Linked DNA regions of Homo sapiens: region 1 is linked to region 2. Evidence: read pairs that join two places in POLR2A ChIA-PET (ENCODE). Cell type or tissue: IMR-90. All regions are shown on one strand. Each heading gives the region's core, and the rest is flanking DNA. Links, peaks and the distances in the headings are about the cores only.

What was found. ChIA-PET counts read pairs that join two places held together with the same protein. Peaks named below come from ENCODE experiments on the same cell type or tissue, not always from the same donor. Only the 100,000 strongest peaks of a DNase experiment are listed, where the experiment ranks them.
Region 1: POLR2A ChIA-PET joins it to region 2 with 22 read pairs; 2 of 35 experiments call an interaction of 5 or more read pairs at or near these places.

What each region holds. Positions count from the first base shown.
Region 1 is chr2:156,008,883-156,024,987 of GRCh38, forward strand. LINC01876 (long intergenic non-protein coding RNA 1876) reads right to left here. Exons shown (of 4, transcript NR_110250.2): 2 at 15,584-15,725; 3 at 13,790-13,935; 4 at 11,653-13,017. Among named protein-coding and RNA genes, the nearest start is that of LINC01876, 240 kb to the right of the region's middle. RefSeq lists a silencer at 12,541-12,741. In IMR-90, for the core only: no CTCF peak of the experiment used is centred there; no DNase peak of the experiment used is centred there.
Region 2 is chr2:156,313,515-156,329,619 of GRCh38, forward strand. NR4A2 (nuclear receptor subfamily 4 group A member 2) reads right to left here. Exons shown (of 8, transcript NM_006186.4): 3 at 15,809-16,105; 4 at 14,890-15,019; 5 at 14,337-14,500; 6 at 13,204-13,406; 7 at 12,636-12,814; 8 at 10,923-12,486. The coding sequence ends at 12,230. Among named protein-coding and RNA genes, the nearest start is that of NR4A2, 11 kb to the right of the region's middle. In IMR-90, for the core only: a CTCF peak has its summit at 6,772; a DNase peak (open chromatin) is centred at 7,077; H3K4me3 peaks cover 2,215 bases; H3K27ac peaks cover 631 bases.

The DNA of each region.
Region 1 (16,105 bases), core at 4,939-12,938, 300 kb before region 2:
AACTGATTTTTACATTGCTCTGTCACACATAAGATGCACTTGCTTTTATTACAGTAGCAAATCTTTCATCTCAAGGCATCAAAAATTTGTTAAAAAAAGGAAAACTAAGCTGCTTTTACTTATAAACACAGACAAATACTGCTGAAAAAAATAATAAAATAATAACAATAAAATTTCAACAGCATTAAAAGAATTCACCACAACCACATAGCATTTTGTGTAATTATTATTCAATATTAAATTGATTAATATATGACATCAATTTATAACAACAAAGCAGATGATTGCTTCAATAAATATTAATAAGGAGCTTAATAAAAATGCAGTATCCCTGATTTAAAATATAAATAAAATCTAGGTAAACTGAGATCTCCACTATATGACAAACCTTTTATTAGTAAAAAGGAGATAACATTATTTGCAGATAGTATGATTATCTTCTTTTAAAACCCGAGATACTTTTTTGACAATAATTAACATGAATAACAGCACAGGCAAGTGGTCAGTTGCACCAGTAAATGCAATCACCCTCTGTGTGTATCTTTGCAAGTTTTTGGTTATATAAGCTATGGACTTAATGCTCAGTTTCACTATTCAAACACTACTTGTACAAGATCAAGTTAACTATTCCTAAACCATGAGGTTTACATCAATTTGAGGTCTGCTGTCATCTATTGTGCTGTATTAGTCCATTTTCACACTGCTGATAAAGACATACCTGAGACTGGGCAATTTACAAAAGAAACAGGTTTAAAAGTTCCATGTGGCGGGGGAGGCCTCACAATCATGGCAGAAGGTGAAAGGCACATCTCACATGGCAGCAGACAAGAGAAGAGAGCTTGTGCAGGGAAACTCCCGTTTATAAATCCATCAGATCTCGTGAGACTTATTCACTATCATGAGAACAGGACGGGAAAGACCCGCCCCTTGATTCAATTACTTCCCACTGGTCCCTCCCACAATGTGTGGGAATTTGGGGAGTTACAATTTAAGATGAGATTTGGATAGGGACACAGCCAAACTACATCATGTACTTACATCAAAATAGAGTTTTTCTCTTTCATAATATTTATCCTTCGTTAGAGTAAAAATGGCTTTCAAATTACCAATAAAATGACAGACACCAATATGTACTTGATTCTTTAAGAATTGTATATCTTGTATTAATTTAATCTAAATGTCAACTCTTTCCTCTTAAATTCCATAGAATTGACACAAACTCCGTCCTCATTCAGGGGGAAATCCAGTGTTCTCTCCAGGATGTCTGCAGATGCTAAGGTCATGATGTAATTTAGTCACGTCTGCCCACTCTGTGTTCCTTGGTCTTCTCTCTTTCCTCTTGCCACTATCTTATTTTTCCTCTTATTTGGCTTTCCCCAAGCCCAATTATCTGTTCATTTCTGATGTTAAAGCATTTGGCAACTCTCAAACAGTCTCTTTCTTCCCTCTTTAAATTTTTACAGCCAAAAAGCTTAACTCTGCTTCTCTAAACAAACAAGCAAACAAGTCCTTTCCCTAAGGAGAATTCCTGTGTCTCCTGCAGTCAGTTTACCCATTACAGTGTGTAATTAAATCTGCATATTATCAATATTACCAGCTTATAAAACAGTTTTGCATAGAGGTTAAAAACCCATTAAATGGCTTTGGGCCTGTCTAGAACTCCTCCCTCATCAGCTGTGCTGACCACTAAAGAGCTGAGTCTCCTCTTCAACCTTCAAGTTCCTCATCTATGAAAGATAAGCCATAGAAGAATCAATTTCATGGGTTATTGTGAAGCTTATGTGAGGTGTTTATTTAAAAATATTTACCAAAGTGCTTGGCTCATATTAGGCCTCAAATTAATTATTTTTATTAATAGTATTTTTGCCAGTTTGGTGCTTAAGCTTAATAGAAACATTACTGTTTTTATAATAATTATAATGCTTAATAGTGACAAGTATACATATAGGAATACATAAGTGTACTTTAAAAATCAATGTTTTTTCTTTATGAGATCAAAAAGCTATCATAAAATTAGAATAAAATACTATACTTGCACCCTTGCAATAACAAAAATATTAACTAAGATAATCCTAGCAACAAAAGTGTAGGGTACGTGAAGGAAGATTCAGGGAAAAAGCCAACTTGGGCTGTTTCTCAATCAGAAAACAACATTGCCTAGATAGCCAATCACCACCCACGATAGATTCATAGTTCTAAAGTAATTCTAATAAAATACCAATAGGTTTCTTTTTTCTTCCCCCTCCCCATGTAATTACTCAATGAGTTTACCTTGCCCACTGCCTAGACAAAGCCAATTTATCAAGACAGGGGAATTGCAATAGAGAAAGGCTAATTCACACAGCACCAGCCATGCAGGAGACCAGAGTTTTACTATTACTCAAATCAGTCTCCCCAGCCATCCAGAGATCAGAAATTTTAAGGATAATTTGGTGTATGTAAGACAGACAGCTGAGAAGGGCTCCAGCTGGCCTGTGCACTGGGAGAAATGCACACTGGGGTGGAGCTACAGAAGTCTGCACCATTTGCAGTGAGGAGGAGCCTGGCCCCTCTTCTTCCTGTATGGAACCTGGGATTCAATCTGTGAGGCAGGAAGCCCATGGGCATGAAGCATACTCTCTCGATTCTCTGAGTCTCTGTTTCCTCCTTTTTTTTCCTTTTCAACCAAGAAATCCCATTTTTTCTCACTCTTCAAATCGTCTGTGAGCCTAAATTTTCATGGCTGTGTGACAAGGACCGCATTTTTAGGTGAACTAAGGAAAAGTCCCACAACAGATGGGGGAAGGCCAGTGAGTCAAGAGTGCTGATCAGTTGGGTCGGAGATAAAATCATAGGGAGTTGAAGCTGTCCTCTTGCGCTGAGTCAGTTCCTGGGTTGGGTGCCACAAGATCAGATGAGCCAGTTTATCCATCTGGGTGGTGCCAGCTGATCCATCAAGTTCAGGGTCTGCACAATATCTCAAGCACTGATCTTAGGAGCAATTTAGGGAGGGTCAGAATCCTGTAGCCTCCAGCTGCATGATTCCTAAATCATACTTTCTCATCTTGAGGCTAATTTGTTAGTCCTACAAAGGCATTCTAGTCCCCAGGCAGGGAGGTTTGTTTTGGGAAAGGGCTGCTATCATCTTTGTTTTAAACTATAAACTAAGTTTCTCCCAAAGTTAGTTCAGCCTACACTCAGGAATGAACAAGGACAGCTTGGAGGTTAGAAGTAAGATGGAGTTAGTTGGTTAGGTCAGATACATTTCACTGTCTCAGTTATAATTTTGCAATGGCAGTTTCACCCACACCCTAGTCTCTCTTTTTTTTTAACTTCAGAAATTTATTCTCAATTTCATCTCAAAGGCTAAAGGTTAATATAACATAAAAACTCTTCAAAATATTGTCTTCTTCCTGAGAATGACTTGTTGACCTTTAGGAGGTATTAGTTTTTCTGTGATACATATTTAGGAAATAAAGATGCTCATAACTAATAACCTTACTTTCCTCTTGTCAGTGAATCCAGAATTTCTAAGTTTGTTGTTGTTTAAGACAGTGAAGAGAAACAAGATAGGATTCTATCAGAGTTCCTGGCACAATTTGTCTACCTAACTTTTTCCCTAAGAGTGTTTTCTTTTTCCTCTCTCACCCTCTTAATAAGAATGTTAAGATCCTGAAGTTTTATAAAAGACAACGTGTCTTAGTATTGGCATCCTTGTATGGTGGAATATCTCTAGGCTGGAGAAATGTATTCTATTCAAATTCCAGCCCTCTTTTATTTTGGCATCAAAAGGCATTTGTGTTTTCTGCAGCAAAAATGAAAAATGATAGGACCACCTTTTTACTGTTTTCTCCTACTAGGCAGAGGGTTCACTCTTGAGGGCACACATATTTTTTTTTTTCCTTCCAATAATGCCATTTTATTTTTTAATAAACACGAAGTGAATGTTTTCTGAGAGGAGAAAGACATGGCCTCAGAGAATTCTAATACTGACTAGGTTGTTTATCTTCTAACCGAAAATGTATTTATTGTTTGCTGCACCTTCACTCAACTTGCAGTCTAAGTTTGAGAGGGGGAGAGAGACAGAGAGAGAGAGAATTGATTAAGGAAGAAGATAGGAAACTACAGGAAGGAAAGTGTTTTAGGTCATCGGTTCTTAACAGCCATCTTTTCTGCCATATAGAAATCATAAAGGAAATAATTTAAAATTGGCAAACAATGTCAATCTTTCTAAAAGCTTATTATGTTATAAAGAAAGTCAACCTATATATGAATAAATGGAGTTAAAGAAGAAAACTCAACCTTAGTTTTCTTCCTCTGTCTTTATCCTCTTTATCATCTCCTAACATTGGACTACTTTAAACTTTCTTGAAAATTCCTTCTCTTTGATTCTCTGACCTAAGTAAAGTTACCTGGGGATGACCTCTGTTTATCCTGCCTTCTTGGAAATGTAGCCATCTCCTAAAGTTTTGTCCTTAAAACTCTTCTCTTCTCTTTCTGCACTCTTCTATTCAAAAAACACAATCATCCCTGTTGGCTCAATTATCACACTTAAGGAAATTTACTCCTAGATCTGTCTCTTCGTTCCTGATTACAATTCCCTAGTTGCAATAACACACTCAACATTTGTGTGTTATTTTATATCTAGACTGTTTTCCAGTTTCTTAATTCGAAAAGTCAGATTCATATTTTTTATCCTTTTTTACCCTCAATTTTATAACCAGTTCCCAAATCTCAATGCTTTTTGCATTGCACGTTCCTCTTCCCATTCTTATTGCCACCACCCGGTTTGAACCTTTTTTACTCCCTACCTTGATTGCCAGGATCACCGGTCATGTCTTGCCCTTCCCCACTAGTATTTATCCATCCTACACACTGTGGTCAGCTTAGTTTACTGAAAGCATTACTGAGATCCACTCCACCTAAAGAAATCACAATCTCCACTTTAAGATCCATTTGAAATTCCACTTCCTCCATGGCATTTTTCCTCTGTATACACACTATAATATCTTTATAATATCTTCCTTCTTTTACATCCCGTAATATTGAGTGTGTTTTATGTCAGTTGCCTTACCCCTATAGCTATTTTTGTGACAAAGCAGATAGAAAAAGAGAAATTCAGAACTTTTCAAAAAACCAGTATCACAAAAATGAATCTATGTCTCTCAATGTTATATTTTGCATCCTTTGCATATGTAAACTTTCAGAGTATTAATTTGATAACTGTTTTTCAGCATTCTTTGAATTCTTCATTCACTTGAATGTTACACATTAAGACTGAACTCTCTTAATTATTCAAAGACTATGATATAAAGTAAGATTGACACCTTCTGGGAAATGGTAATCTGGTACAAAACAAATGTAACTAGAAAGAGTGAGAGACGACATGGAATGCAACCTGTATGTACTATTATAGTTTTGTGAACTTTGAATTGGATTTCTGAAATAAAGCAGCTCACTTTTGCATTATCTGGAACCTGTCCAAAATGAAACCTCAACGACCTGTGATTCCTCAAGGCCACACAAAAGCCCAGCTCTAATGATGAACAATAACCTCCATTCTTCCTGTTTCTTAGCCTACTGTCACTGATGGCTTTTTAAATGGCTGCAAAAGTGACAATTACCCAACTCTCAGAGAAAAAAAAAATGTACTGCCAAATCAAGGGTGTAGCTAGCTCATTTATACAGATTAAAAATATCAATATTCTTTACCACTATTTTTCATCTTGCCCTATAGATATAGAATCACCCAAAAGCTAGCGGCCCAAAAAAAATTACATCATTTTTTAGTATTTTCATGGTACAAAATTGTTCTCATATGGCTGGTAATCTGAAAGATGGCTTATATTTAAAAAGAACTTCAACCAGAAATTAGCACATTTGGAGTCCACGTGACCATGGTCACAATGTTGAACAGCTCTCTTGACCTTATTCCCCACTTTTTGTTTTCCCTAAGGAGAAAGAAGTATGTTAACTTAGTTAAGTATTCAAATTAAATATCTTAAGTGAAAAATACTCAGGTCTGACTGGAAGAAAGAGGAGATTGAGTAGAAGGAAGAGATGACTTATAACTAAATTTTTGTATGCACAGTATGAAAAACAAAATGAAGTAATGTCAAACCCAGTGACTGCATGCTTCATAAAAACAGTGCTATCTCTCTTCACTTCAGTGAAAAGAAGCTTCCTCGAGTTACTTAAATGATTGGAGGCAAACATTTTATGGCAAAGAGAAGCTTTCAGCTGGAGGTTTAAATCCTTTAGATTTTTAGAACACATGAAAGTCTGAAGTAATCTAGAATAAACCAAAGCAGCATCTCTCAAATTCTTTTCTATAGTTTGTTTGTTAATAGGATCTCTTAAACTTTTGGAAATCCCAAATAACGCTGTCAAAAATTTGAATATTTAACTCACCCCACAGATTAATATTTTTGAAAATATTTATAATTAATAGAATGATCAGACTTTTGCTACATGATCCATAAGGTAACATCAGACTTAAGTCCTAGAACATTTACTTAAGTAATAAAGTTGAACTGAACTTCACTCCTAGTAGAATTCTTGCTTAAAAATAAGAAATAGCTCTCCTCCTTTTTGCTGTCTTCTAAAACCCACTCTTAAAGCCACTTTGGTTTGTTAACTTTCATATCATGTATTCTCACTACAGCCTTCAACACCTGAAAAATTAGTGGAAGAATTTGACTGATTATAGAGGCTGTTTTCCTTGTTCCACGGCTTGTTCTAAAAGGGATACTCAGCAGAACTTGCATTTTTTTCTTTCATTTTGTGCTGTCTGCATGAGTAATTACCTCCCTGATTTCTGAGATGCAATTGAGTAGCTTCCACATTAGAAAAATCCAAAGATTGATAGAGCCATCTCTCCTAAAGGATTAGACTGCTGCTGTAATTCCACGGAGTAGGTCATTCAAATAGCAACATGCTACAAAGTTTAATTTATCTGGTTTTTAAAAGCTAGATATTGTTACCAATTCAAGGGAAACTGGAAAGGTCTCATAGGTCTTTTATATAGGTGATGATCTTTTATATTCTCCTGCAGCATTGCTTCCTGTCCTCACGGAATGTGTCATCCCAGGAGATGACCAAGGTTCAGAGCTCACTATTTTGAAAATAAAGCATATGACAATTAATTTATTCATCTGTTAATTATAATTTCTGAATATCTGTGCTGATAACTTCAGAGCAAGCTGAAATCAACAGTGAAAACTTCTTTGCAGTATTTGAATTATGAAGAAGCTTTATAACCTGCTTCAATAATGAAGAATTACTTCTTTTAAACAGGTGTCATCGAGTCAGGTAGCCTGTCATGGCAAAATAGCATAGACTGGTGGCATAAAGAATAGAAATTTATTTCTCACAGTTCTGAGGGCTGGATATCTGAGATCAGGGTGCCAGCATAGTCAAATTCTGGTGAGGGTTCTCTTCCTGGGTTGCAGATGGCTGCCTTCTCACTGTGTCCTCACAAGGTAGGGGGAGAGAAAGCTATCTCTGGTGTGTCTTCCTCTTTTATAAAGACACCACTTCTAGCAAATCAGAGATCCCTGTCTTTATGACCTCATTTAATCTTAATCACTTCCTTAATGGTCTAATCTCCAATACAGTTATACAGGGGGTTAGAGCTTCAATATATGAATTTTGGAGGGACACAATTCAGTCCATAACATAGTTTGAAGAAAAATAAAGAGCCAGTGAGAATTCACACATTTATATGCATAAAATCTGTACAATTCCCAATTCATGTTATGTGTGAAATCTGGGCTTGGGCTCTGGTTCTTTTCTTTCTTTCTTTCTTTTCTTTCCTTTTTAAACTAATCAGTCTGGTGGTCCCCTGTATCAGGCAGGGTATCTGGCATGCATACTACAGAGATTGCAAAAACCATTACAAATAAAATTATTTGAGCTAGCCAAAGAAAACTGAATCAAATTTTGTTTATTCCCTCATAGTTTTCAAGTTAGCTTGTTTATTATGTTTACAAGCTTATGTAATTTGTTGCAGATGTTCAGTGGACAGTTGTGTAAGCATTCACTGTTAGAATACTTTTTCATAAAATCCATTTTCCAAATGTCTCAATAATGACAAAAGACCCCCTAACAGAATATTAAGCCAGGAAATTCATCTAAACATCATAACTGTAATCATAAGTGGTACAAGCTGTAGTTGCTGTCTGATTAATTTTGGCTCAGTGTAATGTTGCTGGAATGATTATTTTTGACTCAATTTTTTTCTCTTTAAATAAAAGTAAACACCAAAGTGAAGAGGATACAGGAAGAAATGGTGGCCTTTTAAACTAAATTATCAATAAAAGCAATGAGTTTAATTCTCAGGTAATCTTACAAAAATGTGCTATTTTCTAGCAGCAATATTGAAAATAGACTCATACTTTCTAGATAAAATGACTGTTTATTCATTTAAATATATTTTTACTCTATTGGCATAGTTGGGTACATTTGTTTAAAAAAGTTTTCTGTTATATCATTTATTCTTGGCTTTTAAAACTAGTTCTGCACCATAGTCAGTTTAACTGAGAAGCAAGATCTTTGTAAGTTCGCTGCACATTTAATTAATAGAAATCCAACCTCCCAAGACAAACCACAGATGCTGTACATATTTAGCAGGGTCTTCTAACCAGCTGCACTAATCTGGGCTGTAACACTACCCTGTAGCTAAACATCTGGACAGAGCTAGAAAACAGAATAATAAATAGTTTTAGATTTCTTTGAGACAGATGCCTACAGGTGACATCACAAAACATAAACATGGAAATAGAAACAGAAATATTTGTTGCCTGATACAGTATTACAACTGGAAAGACAGGTCATGCAAATTTCTCAATACTGCCCTCAACAAATTTGACTTAAAACAACACCATTTTCCATTTTATAACTAGCTGTCAGATTGCATAGTATAAAATCTTAGAGTTCAAACAGAGATGAGGTAGTACAGTTATAAAAATTGCACCACATTCTGAAAAAGCTAAAGCACTGGCTCTCTTATGATTTAGTACTTATGTTAGAAATAAATTTAACTTCCCTAGAGAGCATCATGTCAAAAAAAATGCTCTTATATCCTAACCCTTCCCATTTTATTAGGACACTATTGAATTCACCCTAAGACTGGTGAGAACTGGTTGGTTCTTTTAAAGCTTCTATCAGAGGGGTAGATTTTTCTAACTGTACAGAATTTAATAGGGTAGTTGACATTAATTTTTTTTCATTTTAACACAGTTGGAAGTTGAAAAGACTTCTATACCAGTTGCTTTGAGTATCATGCTTCCAGAGTAGCCAAACAACTTCTCCTTGTTTTCAGGGTAGATTTAAACTTCTTTTGATGATACAGAGAAATAATAAAGAATGTCTTATCCCTAATGGCAAATTTTCATTGTAATAGATAGAAATTCGAACTATAGTTATACAATAGACATATTCCTTCTAGAAAGGGATTAATTGTAAATATCTCTCCCTTTCTCAGATTAGAAATCAAGAGCTATCATACTCAAATAATTTAAGCCTAAAATAAACATAGCCAATGCATACACGATAGGTTATTTGAAAACTTTAGTTTGATTCTGCAGGAACACTATACATTTAGAAAATAGTTCTTATCTCCCTGGGAACTCATAGCTCATTAATTAAGGTCTCCATGTAATCCTAGATAAAATGTGATAAAGTTTTATTTTTTAATTCAGATTTGTCTTTCAGTAATTTGGAATAAACATTCACAGTTCAGAGTTCGTTTTTATCCTTTCAATGTTATTTCAAATATATCTAGAAAGTGAGCCTTAAAGGCTTTCTCAGGAATGCAAACTTAGATATCAACATTCATGGAGGACAATATTGTTCTCTTAGGTTCTTAGACCAAGGGTATTTTTTTTCCTATCATATCTTTTAGAAGATTTATTTGCCTCTATATTCTGATAAAATGGCTGTCTTCATATGAAAAAAAAAAATTTAGAGGTTTTTGAATGTTTATTATCCTTTCTATTGTAGGATAAAATAGTCAAATATATGCTGTTAAGAATTCACAACATCGCTATAGCTGAAAAAAACAGAAGTTTACCATTTGACGATGAGAGAGGAAAGAATACCCTGAAAACTGATAGTTTACTGAGCATCATTTTTACCATAATAAAAAGGTAATTAAGTTTCATAAAGTGTGTTTAGAATGGTATCAAATGAGGAAAAAGGATTTTCTCATTCTAATGTTCAGTATCCTGATTGAAAGACAGCCCAGGGCTTGGGGAATAGAAGAATCCTGGAGAAACTTCATTAGAGGATAAGGTCATATCTAGACAAAAACCAATAAATTAAAATATAATAGGATATAATTGTACAAAAATAGAAGGATAAATAAGCTGAACATAAAGACATGGATTAAGAAACTTGTATTTACTTCATTTATAAACACATTTATGTGTATTTGTATATAACTATATAGCTAGAAAGATGGGTAGATTAATAGTTATATAAATATATCTATCTATATTCACAAATCTATGCATATATTTTTTCCAGGAGCAAAAGTCTAATATTTGATAGAATATTTCCTCCAGATAGCAAGAAACAAATCCTACTTCTACAGTGTAACACCTTGTTATTATTTTACGTTTATTTCAAAATGCCTCATTGTAAGTATATTATGTAGCATACTCCCCAAATTTTTGCTAAGACAGCAATATGTAGGAAAAATTATCTTGTCAGTTTACTCTGTATAACATACTTGACTCAAATTATTATTTGGAAACTATTCAGCCCAGATAACAATGCGTATGGGGTATCCTCAATAATATATTTATATATTTTTAAAACAATTAATTGGAAAAGATTGATATCAAAATTGTGGGGTAAGGGCTATATATAGTACAATCAAAACATTACATATTATATATACACATATATACTATAGGTACATGTATATAATACACATATGTAATATATACACACAACACACATATGTGTACTTACACGTATAATTATGTAATATATATGCCTAAATAATATATTTTAAAATCATATATTGTCTATGTAAAATATAAGTATATATATTGACATGTAACAGGATGGATTAGGCAAACCCAAGAGATCATCAAATGTGGAGAAGTCAAAGGTGAGTATCCCCCACTGAGTTACCTCTCTGATTGCTCTGCTGCTCCGTGAACACATCAGGTATGTTGCCACCTTGAGCCACTGGATTTAGCTGCTCTCTCCCTGTGGAATGTTCTTTCCCCATACAGATGCACATATTTCTCCATTAACTCTTTCAAATCTCATTCAGGTTTCAACTTGTCAGCTTGCCATAAGAACTTCCAGGCCCCCTATTCAGAATTGCTCTTCTACACCCCTAGTGCTTGTACATCTTGTCCCCTTAGTTGCTCTAGGTTTGATTGTTGTGGTGGTGTGGTTGTTTTGTGACGGTGATTGTAAACTACTTATTACTTTTGTTATAAGTAGTTTAAATTAAATATAACAACAATCATTGTAGTAGTATAATAACTATTCATTGTTACTAATAGTTGTAGTTACAACTAATAGTTACTGGGATTCCCCCATGAAAAGAGGACACCTTCCTGGCCTGAGGCTGTGGGGATTTAAGACATAGAGATGGCATATACTACCTTATAAAATGTAAATTCACTGAATTTTTTGGATAAAAAAAACACCTCACATTTTGACAGCACTTTATTCCATTGGATCATCACAAGATGGAGTTAGGACAGATATCATCAGTCTTCATTTTTCAGATGAGGAAACGGGATTTAAACAAATTAAGCTTTTCAAGGTCAAATCTCTAGTAAGCGAAAGAACTAGGACTATAATATGTCTCTGGCTTTTAATCTAATGCTGTTTTTTCTAAATCATTCTGCTACCCTTACATCAAAGCCCAGGTCACAGCAACTCTGATTTACTGAGGGTACTGATACCAAATTGAGGGCAACCTGAAGCAACACTCATTCCAATTCATTTCCAGTTTGTACGATTCTTTTTCCCCCACTAGCTTTAAATTTCATCATTCTCTCCAATAACAGTAATAACCAAGATTTATTGGGGACCTACTCTCGACCATCATTATACTAGTTTTACATTGCACTGTTTCATTTATATCCCATAGTATAGGAACCCAAGAAGAAGAACTGACAGAGAGAAAAAGAAAGAGAATGAGATTGTGTTTACTCAGACTTCTTCCAGGAATTCTAATAAATCAATTGACTGACTAGGTTTCAATCATTCACATTTCTATTCTTTCTAAATGTATCCAAGATGCAAAGATATCTGCTATCTAATAGGAAAGTCGGAAATCATTCCCTCTATTTGCACTCAGAACAGAATTTCTTAAGCCTAACAGAAAAGAAAGTACATCATTTATGTCCCTTATTTCATAGGACCTCTTCAAGTCCCAGGAGAATGTTCTGTTCATTAAGCAGTAAGCCTGGGGTTATTGGCAAAATTTCACTAAATCCTTCCACATCACTTACTGCTGGCACGGATTTCTGTGCAAGAGAGCACATATTCTCCATCCTGGTGAAATGCCTTGTACTGGCTAAAGTGCAAACCAAATTTCCTGCATCTTAACTCCTGAGGGGAGTGCCTCTCCTCATCTTATCACCTATAACCCTACACTCAATTTCCTGGTCCAACCCTCTACTAGATCTGACTCATAAGGGATTAAGGAGAGGATTGAATAGAGGCATGCTGATCTCCAAAGGAACTGAATTTACTTCCTGCATACTAAAATCTTACTGTCATGCTTTATTTTCTGAAGGGATTTTTCCTCCAATAGCCTCAAATGAGATTGGGAACCCTTCTCCAGAAACTGAAAACTAGTTTTTAGCCTGTTAATTCACAAGTCACTGGAAAATCTGGTTACATTACCTGAAACAAGCCAAAGGCTATCACCAGCTTCATCTTAACTAGGTGGAATGATCACCAAAGATACCTGATCCAAGAGGCATTCCAATAATCTCTCCCCAGAGTGTGACACGTGGGAGGGGCAGTGCTTCTCAGAATCTTTGTGCTTATAAAAAGGAACTAGATAAAGAAAAGAAACTAATTAAACAAAGCAAAAACAAACAAGGCAGCAAGGGCAAACACACTGTAATAAAAGATAACAAACAAGTTTTTTTTTTAATGCATGGGTTCAAGGATTTTTAATGCACAGATTTAGAAATTAAGGATAATTGATTCTAAGACACACCTTTTTCAGTTTAACATCTCTAAAATCAGAATCATAGTGGTACAAAAAATAAGGTGCATCTTACAATGAAATAATTTATGTTGCTATGCTCTTATACCTAAGAAAAATAATAGTTATCAAATATCTTACCAAATTGTTTTGAGGTGACTTTCAGCATATAAAGAAAATTTCAAATATCTTACCTATCAGAAACTGCCTCAGAAAAATAAAAACAGAATCTGGTTTAGGAAAAATAGTTTTTATGCTAAAATTGTAATAAGTAAATTGAAGGCATTAGAACAGGAAGCAAAATGCTGGGGAGGTAATTAATGATTTAAAGTTTCTAGTCTGACTGGAAGCATTCATTCCACACACTGAAGCATAAAAATTATGTTTATGATTATGATATTATATCAGAAAATAATAAATGTATGAAAGTTATGTTTTATAAATATTTTAGATAAAATGTAAATATTACAATATAATTTTCCATAGAATTCTTATCTTAGGAAGTTGAATAGAGGTCAGCTTAAACCCCTTTGATGAAAAATCTTAGGGTAAACCAAAATACTTGTTCTATTAAAATGTCACCAATACCAATATTACTAGAGCTTCTACAATACTTACTGTATTATGTGTTCTGACCCAGGCATCCGTCATAAGGAACATGCTTGTGGGGACAATCTCCGCTAGATGCCAGCAAGACAATTTTAAGAGACTCCAACTTACTCTGGGGATGTGGTATATTTGTCAGTAGACTCAGGCTCAGGAATCTGCATAATGAATAAATATGTGGGATTTATTAGCATATTCATTTTTTAATAAAAGTACAGTCAATCCATGTAACAGTAAAGGACTAAAAGTAGAATTAGATGATAGAGGAAATGTGGAGAAGGTATAGCTGGTTGAATAGTGGTCTCCAAAAAAATATGCCCAAGTCCTAACACTGGCACTAAATGTGACCTTACTTGTAAGTCTTTGTAGATGTAATTAAAGATTCGCAAATGAGATCATCCTGGAATTAGGGTAGGCTCTCAACCCAATGCCTGGTTTCCTTAAAAAGAAGGGAGAGATTTAAGAGATAGACATATAAAGAAGTCCATGTGAAGACAGAGGTAGAAAGAGGTTGGAATGGTGCAGCTACAAGTCAAAGAATGCCAAAGATTGCCTGCTGCCACCAGAAGTTAGGAAAGAGGCATGGAACAGACTCTTCTGCGGAGCCTTTAGAAAAAAAAAAAATCTCTAACACTTTGATTTCAAACATCTCACTTCCAAAACTGTGGAAAAAAATTAATTTCTGTTGTGGTAAGACACCAAGTTTGTGGTAATAGGTTACAAAACCTCCAGGAAACAAACACAGGAATTGAGAGTAAAAATGCAGACAGAGGACAAAATAGGGAGTGAAACAAAGTATTGTGCAAATGAGATGAGCTGGTAGACTACGCCATTACTTACCCTAAAAATATTAGAAGTGCTAAAGGTAAGTAGGTAGCTTTAGCACTGGCTGCATTTTTTTATGATAAAATAAGACTTTGTCAGGTGCCATCATATGATCTGCTCTTCAGTTTCCATTTCCAAAACAATAGGAAGTATAGCAGAAAGATTAAGCATATGGATACTGAAGGCTAAACTGCCTAGTTTCACATCCTCCTCCATTGTACAGCTTGTGTTTCATATTTGTGTGTTTGTTTCATCTGTAAAATGGTGATGATCATAAGACATATCTCAGAGGTGTTGAAAGGATTAGATGAATTAATATATATAAAGTGCTTAAAAGAGTAAAAGTTCTATATATGTGTTTACTTTTATTATTCAAGGTATTGTTGCCATCAAAGTTTGTGAATTCTCTAATTTTAACTCAACAATGTTACAGATCTAATGCACAGATTTAATTTTTGAAGTGAGCAAATCATATTACATTACAAAGAGGATGAAAATGAGAGTAGGAACTCCAAAAAGGAGTTTAGGAGATAGTGAGAGAATACAGAATTGAATCGGGGCTCTGTTGAAGATGCTGACTTCTCTGCTCTGCTCTGCTCTACAAAACAAGATACCAGCTAAGGCAGCACTGAGAAGGGCTTCCAGAAGGAAGCTGGGGCAGTCTAGGGCCATATGGTCACTTCACGGGTCCATGGACCCCCTTCTACAAAAAACATTCTCTCCTCCTATACTTTGTCTCTCCGCATCTGTAGTTTGAGATTATATTTATTACTTTTTTCCTATTTAGTTTTCTTATTGCTCCCTTTGTTGAACTCTCATTTTGATCCAGTTTCTTTATCTTCTCATGACTTTTAATTTATTTTGTATTTTCCTTTGCTCATCATCAATATTATTTATATTGTATTCACTTAGAAACTGAATGGTGATTTTTATCCCTTATCCTCTTAAATTGTTTAGAAGTAAATCTTATGTATCACATACACACATCTTATACTCATGCCTTTGCTTGGACCTTATGATGAAAATCTTCCCCGATTTTTTGAAGTATCTTCTTCACTCTTCCCTGATTTTTCCAAGTATCTTCTTCCATCCCTGCATTATGTAAGAAGACCATTCTTATTCACTGAAACAAGAAATATTTTACCACATTTTAAAATATTGCATGGCTTGGTAAATATCCCAAAGGGAGTACCATTTTTCTAGCAGTTTAATTCTTTTGAAAGTATCAACTACAGTATACTGAAGTGTTAATGTTAAAAGAGGCCTTAAAAAAATCTTTTGAAAGCATTTTGAAAAAGTGTAATGGAGTCCAAGTTAATTTTTTTATTAAACATTCATAAAAAAGAAAATGTGGAAGAGCTCAACCTTTTTCATATGAAAATAAGATTTAAGTAATTCAAAGTGATGATTAAATATGGGTATTAAGTAGATTGTAATGTAGTAGCAAATTTTTAAGTAAATTCTAATTTTTTCTGTACCAGATATCCCCCACAATTTCCACCC
Region 2 (16,105 bases), core at 2,902-10,901:
AAAATATTTCCAGGTAATTTTTTTCTCTAGCCTTCATTTCAAGCATTATCATTTTACAAATATTTCTCTTGAACTCATACTTTGTATTTCAAATTTGTACTGAGATGTGTATTAGATATATTTGCTTTCGTCTTTCTCAGCTGAGAAATGCTTTATTTTTTCCATGTATGCCTGACCTCTCTTTGTGCCACTGTATTTCTCCAGCACCACCAAGATCTCGATTCAGTTTCATTTATGAGTGTAATTAATATGATCTTTGCCCATTATAAGGGTTATTAATAATACGGTTAAATAAAAACCTTATAACAGCACCCCCACTGAATCACTCCACACAAGTCAGCTTATTGCAGAATAACAGTTCATTTTATTTACGGTCTCTCAACCAATTTTCAGCACATGTGACAGTGGCCATGTTAATATGAATAAGATTTGAAATAAGGTTTTCTGAAACTGTATCACAGGTTTCATATTCCTTTTAGTCACCGGTTTTGATCAAAAGGTTGATAAGTTTGACTGCTGTGGTTCAGTCTTCAATTTTGGAAGTTACTGTTATTAGCTAGAGGAAAAAAAATGATTAGGCTATTCATAGTACCAGAAGATTGATTTCTCTAAGTAAAAGCCATAGGAACACAGACTTTTAAAAATAATAAGCATTCATTGTAAAATCATATACATTTAATAATATGCCTAGTTTCCATATTTATGGTCCTGTTTCACTAAGTTATCATCAAAATTTATGAATATGTCCACGTAATGCAAGTATTTGTATTCAAGTAACAGAAAGGAGGAAAAGTGCTTATTTATAGCTTCTTGTTTATAGTACCTGCCTTTCTCTCATACATTGCTACTTGCAATCTAATGAATGATGCATTTCTCACCCACACCAAACTTTCCTATAATCATCAAATTCTATAACTATTTTACATGATGCTACATTGGAATGCTTATTTTGAATACATGTTAAGGGAAATTAACTCAAGGAAAGACAAGCACTTGATTTTCTTTTTCTTGCTTTTCAGTTAAGTACAGACAAGGAATGTAATGAATGAATCAACAGTACATATTTTGATGAAAGCAATGTTGAGCATACAAAACACTGCACATTCAAGAAAAGCCTTGCATTTTTCCTAACTCATAACATTGAAAATGAGATTCACAATCTTGTTAGTGTCAGACTATAATCATTCACATTGCTCTACAAATCAAAATAATATTTTTAAAAGAGCAGCACTGCACTTTCAATGTTAAAGTTTTATGTTGTTTTGTGTTTTATGAATGAAATTTTACTCAAGAAGATCCTCAAAGGGATGTGAGAGACATTGAGGCTTTGTTAGTCAAGAACAGAACATGAGAAGGTACTCTTAGATAGTGCATGCAAGTTGGTCTCTTGATACCATTTGAATTGTAAGAAGCAATTAAATACTTCTGCTTACTGAAAGTAAACTTATGCTATCCTGGTCAAACCCCAGGCCACAACTGCTACATGTGTCATGGAGGTGATGTGTTAGTCTCCAGGGAAAGGGTACAAAGGAAAGTGCACATAAAACTTCCGCTCCAGAGGAAAAGAGCCCTGACACCCTGGACAAAGAAAGTTGCCCCTCTGTCCTCCCACCTGAAGGTACAGTGCTGTCCTGGCATGTGACAACAAGTGGAGATTAAAAACAGGAGAAATATCTGGGACAAAAAAATGTCAAAGCCTCAGAGTCACTTACAGTCTTAAAGAGAATAACATTTAAAGGGAAGCCACATTATTAGTAACATGGGCTTTAAAGAGGGAAAAGGTAATTAGCAACATCTTAATTCTGAATTATGAAACTTTCAGCCAAATCTATCATTAGTCAAGTTAGGATAGAAATTAGAATAGACTGTATAGCATTCGGTTTTATCACAAAGGAAAAAACGTGATAGTAAAAGCTTTTCAATCAAAATTTTTGCCTTTTCTAATACTCAAAAAAAGTAGTATCGTAGTCATAAATTTGAAAAATGCTTCACCAAGGATTAGTTTTACACTCACTTATTGAATTCTACCTAGAGAATTAATATAGAAGATGATACGAAAGGAGATGACCACAGTATCAAACATATATCCTATTCAGTGAACACTATTGACATCTGATTCTACATATACTTAGGTATGTATTTTTTACATTATATTTACCGTCCACCCAGATTTTCAGTTCAATTGACAATTCTTTACTAGGGACCCTTTTGTCCCTTCCAAATATAAATGGAGGACAAATTTAAATGCTGCTCAGACAGATTTTTAAAATCTATATTCACTACCCAAGATTCAGGTGCACAAATTCCTTGGCTCCAGAGAGCATAATCATTCCATAGAATTGCTTTTCCTTATTTACTAACTGAGGACCACTGCAAGTTGGAGATATGTGGCACTTATCGAATATATTTTATCATATATTGCTTCTTTTAAAATCAAAATTATCTTTTTTATGAATTCCTCTTTTATGCTTATAGTGTAAAAATCAATAGTAACCTAATTCATTAAAACATTATTCGCATAAGTAACAAGCAAATCATTCATCCAATAAGCAGACTTGGAAACCCCAAATATAAACACCAAAAGCTGAATTTTAGTAAGAAAATATGCACTATTGGGGAAAAAATGCAAGACAGACAGAGCAGTGCACCATACATAAAATGTCAAACATGTCAAAACACTCATGAATACCAACATCTCCCACCACACCACGACCAATTTTAAAGGTTATTTAGGGCTCACACATCTACAAGTGCAGATTTTACAGCAGCGGACTTTATTTTTCTCAGATATATTAAAAATAAGTCACTGATGTGTCAAATGTTTTCTATGTCATTTCCACACATGTGGCCCATGTAGAGAATTCTGCCCAGCATTTCTGAGAGCAGGACAATTACACAGAACACAGACTCCTGGCACCGAATAGATTCATTATGGATTTGTTAGAAGCTTGTTTTTAACTGTATCAATTCAGTATGCAGGGAGGATAATTAGTCAAAAGACCAAGAAAGCAAATGTAGCTATCTTCATTCCTCAAAAATAGAAACCCCTGTTAGGGTCTCCATAATTCAACTTTTCAGAACTTCATTTCAGAAAGACACTTTGAGAACATGTCACAAGGCTTCCTTGTCCCTAAATCACTGATTATGAATTATTTCCGGATAACTGCAGACAAGTAAGTCTTATAAAACAAGAAGCATAACACATGCAGAACATACTTATCCTACTTCCAGCCCTCAGATAAGTGAAGCTTAAATTAAATGTCAAAAGACGAACAAAATCTATTGTATAAGCAAACAGCTGATCTAAATCCACTATGTTTTGTCTGTCAAGTATGTATATTCTAATAAATTTTATAATATAATAAGACTATTTTTGCCACCCTTTGACCACACCAAGTTAGATGCAGACAGTCTTCTGAATAAATATTACTCTCTGCTTGACTGTCTAAGCAAAATCTATTTATACCATTTGTTAGACTGTGAGAGTAGCTCTTAAGAAAATGTTAATAACAGCTAAACACTGTCTACCACAAATATAGAAGAAGTAGAAGAAAGAATAAAAGGTTCATGCATAGCCAGCTTTTCATTTTTACAAAGTGGCCTGCTCAGGACTGTGAACTAACTAATATGCAATTTGGTTTTCCTGATAGGAAACCTAGAAGCTTGCTGAAAACTCACATGATTAATATAAGGGAATTCAAACAGCTTGAGGATGAAAAACAGTTTTCTTTTTTACTACTTTTAATATGACTTTCTCAATGGCATAAACACACGCAGCAATCATTCCCACTCTTTTCTTGGGCAGCAAAGCAAGCAACTCAGAACTCCTTCACCCATAAACTACGAAAAGCAATGAAAATAATCCCTTCTTTAAAATTTCAGCGAGAAGAAGATTATGCTATTATCACTTACCCCACTGTGGTTTCAGGTCAATGCTCCCCTCCAGAAGTCTGAACATGCCTGAAGCAACATCCTCAACTCTCAGCAGGTGAGAAAATCTTTAGTTAGTTTCTGGAGAAGCAGAAAGGTACAATCCTTCTGGGACAGGCAGTGCTAAAGCAAGGCACTTGTAAGTTCATATCCTGGCTCTCAGTTCGAATTCCAACTCTTCCATGTACTTATAGGCCAAGATAATAAACGATACCTCTCAACCTCATCTCTTCATTTGTAAAATGGAAATAACAGTGCCAACGTCATATTTGGAGTTGAGATGATTATATGATATGATATCTGGAATTGCAACATGTAGTAGACAGAGTTATTGTAATGGAGGAATGTCAGAAACCATGGAATGTGTCCTCCGTCTGCCACCTGCTTCTGCCCTTCACAATGACCCAAATCTTTGAAGGAGTCCACATCACCCCTGCCTAAAGATTGCAGCACCTCTTAGGAAACAAGCTCTCTGACTAGAATGGAATTATAGGAAATGCAAGTTTCCATGCCAATGATTTTGTTCCTTTTGACTCCTTTATGACACCTTGAAACATCTGTGTGGTCCTCATTAGCCCAGAGCTTCCCATACTTAGAGCCACACTCTCCTAACATAGTCTTGCTATGGCCTCTATATCCAACTTTCACCTTATACCTACCTGCCTGCCCAGCACCCAGCATCCTCCATGTGCCCTTTTTATTCACTTCCATAGATCTCTTCTTACTTTAAACTCATTCACATTATTGTTGGCACCCTGGCCATTTTAGTCCTCTCCTTCTCATCTCTGCCTTCAACTCTAGGACTCTGATTAAATAAATCCTCTAAATTGCCTCCTCCTCTTCCAACTTATCAGTCCCTGCTCACCTGATCATTCACAGTATGGTTCATTATCTTTATCCATCCCTATCTCTACCCATTTCCCCCAAAAGCTTTTGCTTCCTCCTTCTTGTTTGGCAATAGCATATAAATGAGAAGGCCTGTGACATGGACAATGGGACATTCACTACCATCCCTTTTCTCTAGCTTTCCTCTATGCCTTTTTTGCTGTTCACTCTCTTCCCAGGTACCAGGTTGCTGAGGAAGATGAAAAGGGGGTGGCTACATGTGCTTATGTGCTTGTCCCCCTGGCCCTTCCTTATGACACCCACCTGGCTTCAAGCAGATAACAGGCCAGAGGATAAAGAGATACAGAAGTCCATTGGAGTGGTGACCAAAAACGAACAAACCAGAGTGAAGAAAGAGGACTGGCCAGAAAACCACAGTAGTAGGCCAGGCATGGTGGCTCACACCTGTAATCCCAGCACTTTGGGAGGCCAAGGCAGGTGGATCACCTGAGGTCAGGGGTTTGAGACCAGCCTGGCCAACACTGTGAAACCCCATCTCTACTAGAAACACACAAAAAAGAAAAAAAAAAAAGCTGGGTGGGGTGCCCGCACCTGTCAGGGAGACAGAGGCTGCAGTGAGCTGAGAACACACCACTGCACTCCAGCCTGGGCGACAGAGCGAGGACTCCATCTCAATCTCAAAAAAAAAAAAAAAAGAAAAGAAAAGAAAAGAAAGAAAGAAAAAGAAAAGAAAAGAAAACCACAGTGCTGAGATTCCCTTATCAGTATCTCTCAATAAAGGCAGCCCTTTCTCTCACTTCATGTACAATTGGTCCTCAGTAGTGACACTATCAACCTTTTTAACTGAGACCCCCCCATAAATATATTTCATAGTGTCACCCAAGAAAAATTGCAGCAAACAATGCTTAGACGTCTTATATTTTTGCTATCCTGCAAAGCCCTCATAATTTCTATTCTATTATTCTTTCATTTCTTTAGAAGAAAATTCTGATGGCAACCCAATATAATATCTTTGAAAACCACTAATGGGTCAGGACCCTCAGTTTGAAAAACACTGGCCTATTTGCAGCTTATTGATGAGGAGTCCTCTCTCTGTCCTTACCCTTCTCGAAATCCCAATTTAATTTGAGTCTGTCAAAACAATCCTCTTGTCCAAGCTTCCAGAGCCAAGAAATTGTGGTAGACTCAATCCCTCTGGAAGTCCCTCTAGTACCCGATGAAAGACTTCTCACACTCGCAGCAGCCGCCCTCTACTGTACCAGGGACGTCTCTAGCAGAAACTTGGGCATTGTATCTGCTAGAACGGGTGACACATGTCCTGGAAATCCTAGTTTATCTAAACACAGGTTGAGATAGAAATAAGAAAAAATGGGAGTGAGAAAGATTAAGTGTGGGAAGAAGAAATGAGGAGAAAAGCGTTGAAGTTGAGCTCTGCTAGGATCCAGGTGCCGGCTCGGCGCTGTGTCTAGTTAAACTCGGCGCGACAGGGTTCAGCTAAGCCGAGAAGAGGGCAGCGAGCGGCCCGCAGTCAGCATCTTGTAGAGAAGAAGGAGCGCTCCCAGCCGCGGGAAGATAAGCGTACAGGCGGCCCCAAGGCCCCTACAGGCGCAGCCCTGATCTGGCCACTTGACTAGACGCTCGCTCCAGCGCTCGCAGGCCTAGGGCTCATTACATGCGTTGCGAGGAGACCTGAAAGCAGGGCGGGAACGCACAATCTATCTTCAGAGCTTTGGGTCGTGAGCACACGTGTGGAGCATGGTTGTGGCATGGGCGTCTGGGCCCCTCTCCTAGACCTCCACGAGGTGCGGACGCGCCTCTGCCCCGCCCTTTTGTGCGCCCTCACCACTAGAAAAAGAGTTTTCCCCAGTGTCGCGTGGGAGGTCGCCCCAGTCCAGCTCAGCGTTCCAAGAGACCAGAGACTGACCGGAAATCGTTGGGTGCAGGGAGAAGCAGGAGACGCGCTCCGCCTCCTGTGCTCGTGCCCTAGCGCAACAGACGCGACCTAGAGGCGACGGCAGCCTGTTGCAGCCTTCGCCCTGAGGGTGGGGGGCGGGGGGGTGTAGAACAGCTGAGGAAGACGCAGGGAGCAGCTGGGGAGGAAAGGGAGGGACACCGAGGAAACAAAGTTCACCCAAGTGAATGCGTCCTAATTGCTCCAAGGCTCTCTCCGCAAAGTCTACGACTGCAAGCCGCAAAGTCAAACTACGTCTCCAAAACGCAGTGGGCAGAGCAGGAGGGCTTGTGTCTCCATTTTCGCCGCAGGGCGGATCGCGGACACAAGTCCTCTCCAGTAATTCCGAAGCCTCGAAATAAGACTATGCTGGGAGGAGGGGTTGGGGGGTGACTAATAAGAAGGCGTGGGGGTGGGGGTGGGGAGTACGCGGCAAGAACCCTGCTTTCTGGAATTCTCCCGCCACTGTCTGCAGGGCCCAGAGCGCACTTCGCGGCTAGGGAACAAAATTGCCGCTCTCTTCGAGCGCCCCCAGCGTGGGGTGGGGCCCTGCTTTCCCGCGTCAGGACCGCCCCACCAGGCGCCCTCCGACGGAAGCTGGACTTTTCCTAAGGAAAGGCAAAGTCAAAGTCGGAGGAAAGATCTTTCTTGCGGCCCCAGCTGTCGCTCCTAATGGTCTCGGGGAACATACTAAAGGAAAATGACTTTAAATCACAGTCTTGCCATCCTAAATAGTTATGTGCAATATTTTGGTTTCTAGCAAAATTTAAAAGTAAAATGGGGATTTCCATATGTTCATTTTATTATTAAAAACGAATTACTAAAAAGTGATGACCTGTTTGGAATTCATATCTTGCTTTACGAGCAGTCAGCCAGTATCGACTGAACACAATAAATGCAGGGGTGCGAAACGTGATTGCTCGGGTTCGAGTTCTGTCGGATGCACCGATCTAAGCAGAACCTTTCCCGAAGACTTGGAATTGGGTGCGCTTTTTTTTTTAAGTTGTGGCTGAGCCCTATGGGGAAGAAGGGTTAACTGGGCGTCGGCTGAGACCCCAAACCCTCTTCCTCCTCCATGAGACTCCAAAATTGAGTCAGTCCCAGCCCATAGTTGCCTGGGAAGCTTGGAATCCTGAGAAATTCCGGGGTGCGGCCACTATGCAAGCATTCCTATTCTGACAGCGGGGACAAATGGAGAGGGGACCTTACAACCTCCTTTGGAGAAGAATATATGAGAAACTCACTTCCAGACCTCTATTCAATAGTGAAAATAATACTGAGAAAAAGTTTTAAAATCTCCAAGAATAGATACTCTCCTTTCCCCTTCCACCTTGAGGGAAACGGTCTCCATTTTTGACCTGGATTTGAGAGCATCGGGGCTTGAGACAAGCGCGTCTTCCACAGAGAGAGGCGAGGCCCAGGCAGGGAGCCCCCCAGCCTTTACTCTCGGCACCTCGGCGCTGCCGCGCGGCGGATACAAAAGGAAACGGACGAGCGTGCGACGCGAGGCGGGGAACTGGTGGCTCGAAGACGCGCAACACGCGCGATGCCTAGAAGTGCTCTGGTGTCACTCCCCTGTATAGGACCTGGCGAGATGGAATTGTATCCTGTACTGGAAAACTCTGTGATCAAAATATTGCAATGAAATTAAACTTTTCCCTCACAGATCTGTTTGTATCTTGGAAACATTTCTGCAATGCCGACGCCTAGGTTTAAAATACAATTAGATAATTTGATATTCTCGGTGACGCACTGACACCGAGAAAGCCAAGAGATTCTCCAAACAAAGTGAAATTGAACCTTCAAATGACATTCTTAAGTTTGCAAGAATATCTATATCTCCTTGTTGTGCTCCTTGCATGCGGAGAACCAGTGGCCCGTAAGACTTATGACCGGTGTTTTTTAGGGGAGGAGCCACCTAAACTATCTAGGAATGGAGTCCAGTGCCAGAAAGAAATACACAAGGTCGTTGGGTGCCGCTGTCACTGCAGGGCGCCATCGGCTCCCTGGGCCTTACATATCTCTCTTGTGAGAATCAGTACCCCAAATACTCTCTCTCTCTCTCACACACACACACACACACACATCCACCCATCCACAGCGGAAGGCCAGCAGGGCACCGAAAGAAATTGTGGCGGTCGCCTGGACCGCAGAAGGCAGACCTCAGGAAGGAGCAGGCGACAGCGCTGCTCACTGCTCACTCGAGCTTTGAATTAAGGCCATCTTTCCATAAACTCAAAATGGGGCTAGATAGCAAAGACTTAAAATTAGACCTTCCCTCAGAGCTGAGAACTGTATGGTCATGTCTTCGGAACAATGATCATATATTTTCCATTGCTGGAACGATACACAATAACTGAAATGCTTAAGAGGACGCGGGAATACGAGGGCGGTATGAAGCCCTCATTACAAAGTTTAATCTCTTTCTGAAGAAGGTAATGCAACGTCTGGCTTTTGGCAATGCAGCGTGTCTGCTGTTTTTCCTCACTTTACTCCTAGAAACATTAGGACAAGAAAAGTCCTCAGCTGCATCTGGAAAGATGCAGGGGCAATGCATGCGACGCTCTTCACCCGAGCAACTCGGTGCGCGGCCGGCCGGGAGTTTGACAGCGACTCTGTGAAACAGAAAAGGCACTAGCCAATTTGCAACTTAGGAATCACAACTGAATGTTCCGCGAGCCGGTGCAGTCGGCACGCGGACATGGTGGAGGGTCATCTCTGCCTCCTTTGACCCCAAATTCCCGGGAGGCGAACTACCCGACACCCCCTTGGCCTTGGGTGTTGCGCAGCCGCTTCCTTAAGGGAGAACCAGTCACAGAGTTCGTTTCTGGGTTCAACTCTCGGGGATTGTGTGACGGAATGTCATTGTCTCAGGGCTGCAGACACCTGGGAGGGAGATGAGTGCTGAAGGCTCTGCAGATTCCCAGCATTTCTAAAGAGCTTTTCTCTTTCGCTTTACTTACTGCTTTGTGGCTTTACTTGGGCATAAGATGTGAAAACAAAATGATATGGCTAGTCTCATCCTTTCAAGAAAGTCAAGAAATTGAACATTTCGTTATTATTTAATCTCTTATGTGGCCACCCTATTTGTCCCTCAGTTACCCGGAGAAAAACGCATCTCGTAAAAATAACCTTATATTACCACCGACACCTGCATTCTCTCTTTTTGCTGACCCGCAAAACGTGTCTTTTAAAAAGAGGGGAAACAAACAAAAGAAAACCTGAGCGCTCTCGTGGCAATTTACAGTTCTAACTCTGCATTTTAAAAACAATAACACTCTTCATAAATTTCAGTGACCCAAAGGCCATCTGTAATTCACTAGGGTCAGCGAAGGAGACCGTCCCCATCTTATGCTCTCTATGAATTCACAGCTGCCCTAAGGTGAAACTCGTTGGACTTCATTTGCCCAAGGACAAGGGTTCTGAGTGGAAGCAGCTTCTACAGCATCAGTTTCCTTTCTTTTTTGAAAGTTGGTGCTGGGTGGAATCCTAGAGGCCCGGATACAACTTGCTTATACTAGGCCCAAGACCCAACACATAGATATTTTATCATGTACCTGAGAAACTTACACGGGAGAAATTCTATTCTAAAACTACAAATTGCACCTCATCACCATCCACTGAATGAGGAAAATAAAGAGTTGTAAGAACTACCTCTACTGAGTTCTGCTCTGTGCCAAAGTGACCCAAGGCCCAAAGGGCCTGAACTGCTTTGCCCTTTCTCCATGACCCAACAGTTGTAAATTGAGAAATTGGAAAATCGGAGATTACATACAACACTCCTCAAATCCATGTTGACTTCTTGAGTCTTAAAAAGATACTTCCTAATCACTGTGCAAGACAAGTACTTGACTAGACTCTGACCTTGCTCAAGTTCAAAAGCTTTTGGGTCTCCAGAACTTCTCTCCTGAAAGCTACACTTACTTGCAAAGTTAACAGAAGAATTGAGATATTCTAAATTGATCCTAATAAATATTGGTCACCAGACTGGAAAATTCTGGTTAAGAAAAAATATTTTACTGAATTATCTGCATAATTATTCTGGTTCACCTGATTTCTTTTGCCAGAATAGATTTAGGCTGTTTAAAATTCAGATATTGAATAAGTGACCTATCCCAAATTAATCTCCAACTGTGTATGTTATGTTGCTGTTTAGTCATTATTTTTTCTGACCCAAAAAGAAGACAAAATTCTGTTCATTTACATGGTTTATTGTTGTAAACATTAAAATTGTCTTTCTCAAAGAAAGAATTTATCAGAAAAAAAATCAGCATCTCTAACTGTCATACACCATAGAAAAAAAGGCAGTGACTCATATCATGTGCCATACTAGAAATATACAAAGAAAAATACTACAGAATATGGCAATATTAAAATTCTTACTCAAACAAAATAATAAATTAACTGACAATTTTAGACATAAAAAAAATTCAAAGTGCTCAGTTATTTCCAGGGAGTTATGTATATTATAAGCACTCTGGAAACAGTCAAAAGCTGCTGCATGCAAGTTTTGTTTAGCTTTAGACAACAAAATAATCAAGATATAAACTTTCTTTTTATCAACATCAACGGTACATACAACACTTACAAACAAGGAATGTTGGACGGTGTTACAAACACTATGTGTCCCTTTTGTCAGGATTTTCTGATGTGTAATACTTGTGCCCACCTATTTTACAATTGAGAAAATGTTTAAGCTCAGATAACTACCAATCTTTATAAAATCTAACAGACTACATAGTGTCTGAAATACTATTTATATAATATAGACATTACTGAAGTAGCAAGTGCCTATAACATTTTCAACCTAGAATCAACATGCTTGTCCCTTTTTTATGTATTTATTTTCTTTTTTTTTGCAAACACACTTATCTTTTAGAATTTGTAATATTTATTCATAAATAGGCACAAAATAATTTAAAAAGCCAAACTGCATTGGGTAAATTTACAAGCCTTTGCCTTCTTCAACTCATGCCACCCACGCAACATTTAGTTTTACTATATATTACAGCTTTCTTTACAGCAGAAAACTTTGAAGTCTTGTTAAAGGGCAATACTTGTGGGTCCCCTTAAGATGTGTCTCTGTGTGTGTGTGTGTGTGTGTATGTGTGTGTGTGTTACATTTGTCTGAACTGCAACAACCAAGCATGGCCAAACATTTCCCATTATACATTATAGCAATCTTTCTTCTGAACAACAAACTGATTTTTAAACTGAGAATAAAAAGTTTATACCACTGTATTGTGTGTAGTCCATGTTCTAAATCCAGGATGCCCCGGAGCCAAAATGCCCTTTCAGGTTCTGCCTGCAGGTTAGGAAATAGCAACAGTTTTTGTTTGTTTGTTTGTTTTCTTTAGGGATCAAGGGGGCTAGGAGGGTTACAGAAATGGGGGGCAGCTTGAGCTGAGACTGCTCACACGGCTATCTCTGCCCATGTGACTTGCCCCCTCTTGACAGTTTCCATTATCATTCCAGTTCCTTTGAAGTGCTTGGGAGGAGGTCTTAGAAAGGTAAAGTGTCCAGGAAAAGTTTGTCAATTATTGCTGGCGGTGGCACCAAGTCTTCCAATTTCAGGTAGAAAATGCGCTGTAGCCCCTGTGTGCAAAGGGTACGAAGTTCTGGGAGCTTCCCCAACAGTTTGGACAAATAATTGGGGCGGTTCAACCCCCCATTGTTGAAAGTCACGTGGTCTTTGAGACAATTTACAATCTTGTTTTGCAGTTCTTCCACTCTCTTGGGTTCCTTGAGCCCGTGTCTCTCTGCAGAAAACATAATCAGAAACAAAAGAAGAATGTACAAGACAGTTAGCTAGTTGGCAAAACCAAGGAGAATCTGTGACAAGGGAAACTCAGGACAAATCCTGCTAGGCAGTTCTGGAGGGGAAGCGCCCTGCGCCTGCAGTACTGACCTGTGACCATAGCCAGGGCAGCAATGCAGGAGAAGGCAGAAATGTCGATGTTCATATTCTGCAAGTTGGAGGAGAATTCAACAATGGAATCAATCCATTCCCCAAAGCCACGAACGCATTGCAACCTGTGCAAGACCACCCCATTGCAAAAGATGAGTTTACCCTCCACTGGGTTGGACCTGCAATTAATACCAAAGAGAGAGAGGGGAGAAAAAGAGAGAGAGAAAAGCTAAACAACTAATTACTTGAAGAGCAATAAATGAGGGATTTAAGAGTCACCTAATTACTGAAGAGTTAATAAAATGTAGACCAGTGGACCTTGAAAGGGTTTAATTTCATAACAATCAAGAACGCCCCCTATCCCACCTCCATTCCATTCATCCAAGGCTTCTGGGCTCGCTTCTTCTCGTCTTTTTTTGTTTTCTTTCTTTTTCTTCCTTTCTCCGACTTCCATTTCCTATTCTGTCTTTTTCTCTACCCCACCCTCTGGTTTCCCTTCCTCCCTTTCTTTTCCTTTCTTGATTTCTCTCACAGCCTCCCTGGATTGTCTCCCTCCCTCCCTTATTACCTGTATGCTAATCGAAGGACAAACAGTTCTAAGAAAGCTGATTCAAAAAGCAGGTCTTGGTCGGCTTTGGGCAGGTCTGCGAAGCCAGGGATCTTCTCTGCCCAGCCCCGGATGATCTCCATGGAGCCAGTCAGGAGATCATAGAATTGCTGGATATGCTGGGTGTCATCTCCACTCATTTGATAGTCAGGGTTCGCCTGGAACTGGAATTTCATTTTAAAAAGCACTTAATGAGGTTCTCTAAAATATATAACCCGTGAAATTGCTAACCCCGTTTCTAATAGGGGAGCCAGGTTTTTATAACAATTAAACCTCTCTCTGACCAGTAAGGAAATTAGATGTTCCGGGGCAATTAATTCAATTAGGGATGGTGCTACGAGGTCGCTGCTTTAAATATGTAAATTGCCATTTCCATACAGACTAAATACAGTGCCATCCAGCCCTGGGAAACGTTCACTCTTATCTCCACAAAACAATTGACATGTTAGTATTCATGCTAGTCCCAGAGTGGGCCTCGAGCTGAGACGCCCTTTTGCAAATCTTAATAAAATTGCAGTCCCTACCAGGTTTGCTCAACATACTTCCTCCAATTAAAGCCCGCATATTTTTCACAGCTGGAGTAAAAAGGATCTGACCACTTGATCCCCCACCCCACTGGCATTCTTTACACCCTCTCCTTCCCTTCCCTGACCCCCAGACAGGCCCCCACATCCTTCCCCAGCACAGTGCCAGGAAGGATGAGGATTAAAGCATCTATCTCTATGGAGGACTGGGAATAAAGTAGATTGGGAAGGGGGAGAGTTTGCACAGCCCCTGGATTTCATGGTAGAGGCACTGGTGTATATGGAAGAGGAGGGGCGATGGGGTAGTGGGGTAGTGGGAATTCACACAGCTTCAAACCCTGTGGCGTGTCCCTCTCCTCCTTCCTCCATCCTGTCCTCATGTCTATGCCCCCAGCTACATGGATTGTCTGAAGATCTGAATCTTGAGGCCCTGGCCAGAGCTGCGAGGCATATACAGCCTTGCTTGCCTTCTTTACCCCCGTTGAATCTGAGAGTTAATGACGGATGTGGGGAGGGGTCCTGCCCATCTGTCGGTTTGTCCACATGATATCCCCCCCGCCAGCTTCTTACCCTGGAATAGTCCAGGCTGGTCATAGCCGGGTTGGAGTCGACATGGGCCCTGACGAGGGCACTGATCAGACTCACCGGGGGCGAAGGGGGAGAGGGCTCCTGTGGGCTCTTCGGTTTCGAGGGCAAACGACCTCTCCGGCCTTTTAAACTGTCTGTGCGAACCACTGCAAAGGAAGAGCCCTGTTAGCGCCGCTTTTCCGAGCCCAGGCCCAGCTGCTGCCTCGGTCCCTCCCCGGGGAAGGCCGCAGCCGCGGGGCACCAGGCTGAGCGGCTGAGGGCCCCAGTGCTTGTAAAGCCTTCACTGACTAGAAGCATTAAAAAATGCGGGGTTATTTTATGTCTTCCTCCAAATGGGTCGTATAGTTAAAGGAGAGAAGGGCCTGGCGGCTTTCTCTAGGGAAGGCCGGGCAAGCAGGCAGCTGCAGGGTCCTGGAGGCCATACTGAGGGGGAGTCGGAGATCCCCAGCACCGGGAAGTGGAACGTGATGCTGGAGTATGAGCAGTGGTTTCCTAAAGGCGCAAACTGGAGGGTCGGCAGCTCCCCTCAGCCTACCTTCTTTGACCATCCCAACAGCCAGGCACTTCTGAAATCGGCAGTACTGACAGCGATTCCGGCGACGCTTGTCCACTGGGCAGTTTTTATTTGCTAAACACACGTATTTTGCATTTTTTTGCACTGTGCGCTGCAAAAGGAGACAATATAGACCAACATTTTTTTTCTTCTTTTGAAAATCAGGCAACTCGGAGAAAATTTCTGTTATGTGACTGGGGTCTACGATTCCTCCCCACAAACAAACACATACACACAATTCCATTTTATTTTTTTCTCTTCCTTTTCTTTCTTTCTTTTCTTTTTTCCTCCCCCAGGGCATTTAACAGAAGAAAATTGATAGCGTTAACATTTGAGCTAACCTTGCCGCTCCTTGCTGTGTTTTATATGCCAAGAGAAGGAGAAGGAGACGCTCAGTAAATACAAATCCGTGGGCATTCATATTATTTACATTCCTTGGAGACCTTCTCTATTTAAAATGATAAGATTATTCAATCAGGATGGCGAAATAAAGAGATCACTTAATTTGACCATAGGGAATTCTGTTCCACTTGGTTAGCTCAGACACGGTTCTCTGTCCTAACCAATTTCATTCTGAACAGGGAAGACAGCTCCTAGCACATGCAAATGACCCTCTTCCAACTCCGGCTCCAGCAACTTCGGGCGGGGGCCAGCCGGGTCGGCTGAATGCGAGGGGGATGCGACCCTGGCCTCCCAGTCTTTCTGCTTCCCTTTCTCAGACACCCGGAAGTCCCCGCCGCAGCCCATGGTCTCCTGCAGGGCAGCTTCGGCGGACCCCGGAGAGCTGGGCAGTCCCGGGAGAGCTGGGGCTGGGCTACTGGCACCAAGGCAGAGGGCACACTCCGAGGTCCCGGGCACTAGGGGCTCCCTACCTGCCTACTCCGCTCCCGCCATTGCTCACCTTAAAGAAGCCTTTGCAGCCCTCACAGGTGCGCACGCCGTAGTGTTGGCAGGCCGCGTTGTCCCCACACACAGCGCACAGCCCCTCGTTGGAGGGGGAGCCCCGCGACGGCGGTGAGGGCACCTGCGTGTCGAGCAGCTGAGACGCGTGGCCGATCTGCAGGCCCGGGAAGCCCATGGACGCGGGCTTGCGAATGGGGTTGGGCACAGCGAAGGTCTGCCCGTCCACCACGTGGTGGCTGCCGGCGGGCTCCGGGTTCATGGGGACGTGCAGGGGCCCGTCGAAGCGCATCTGGCA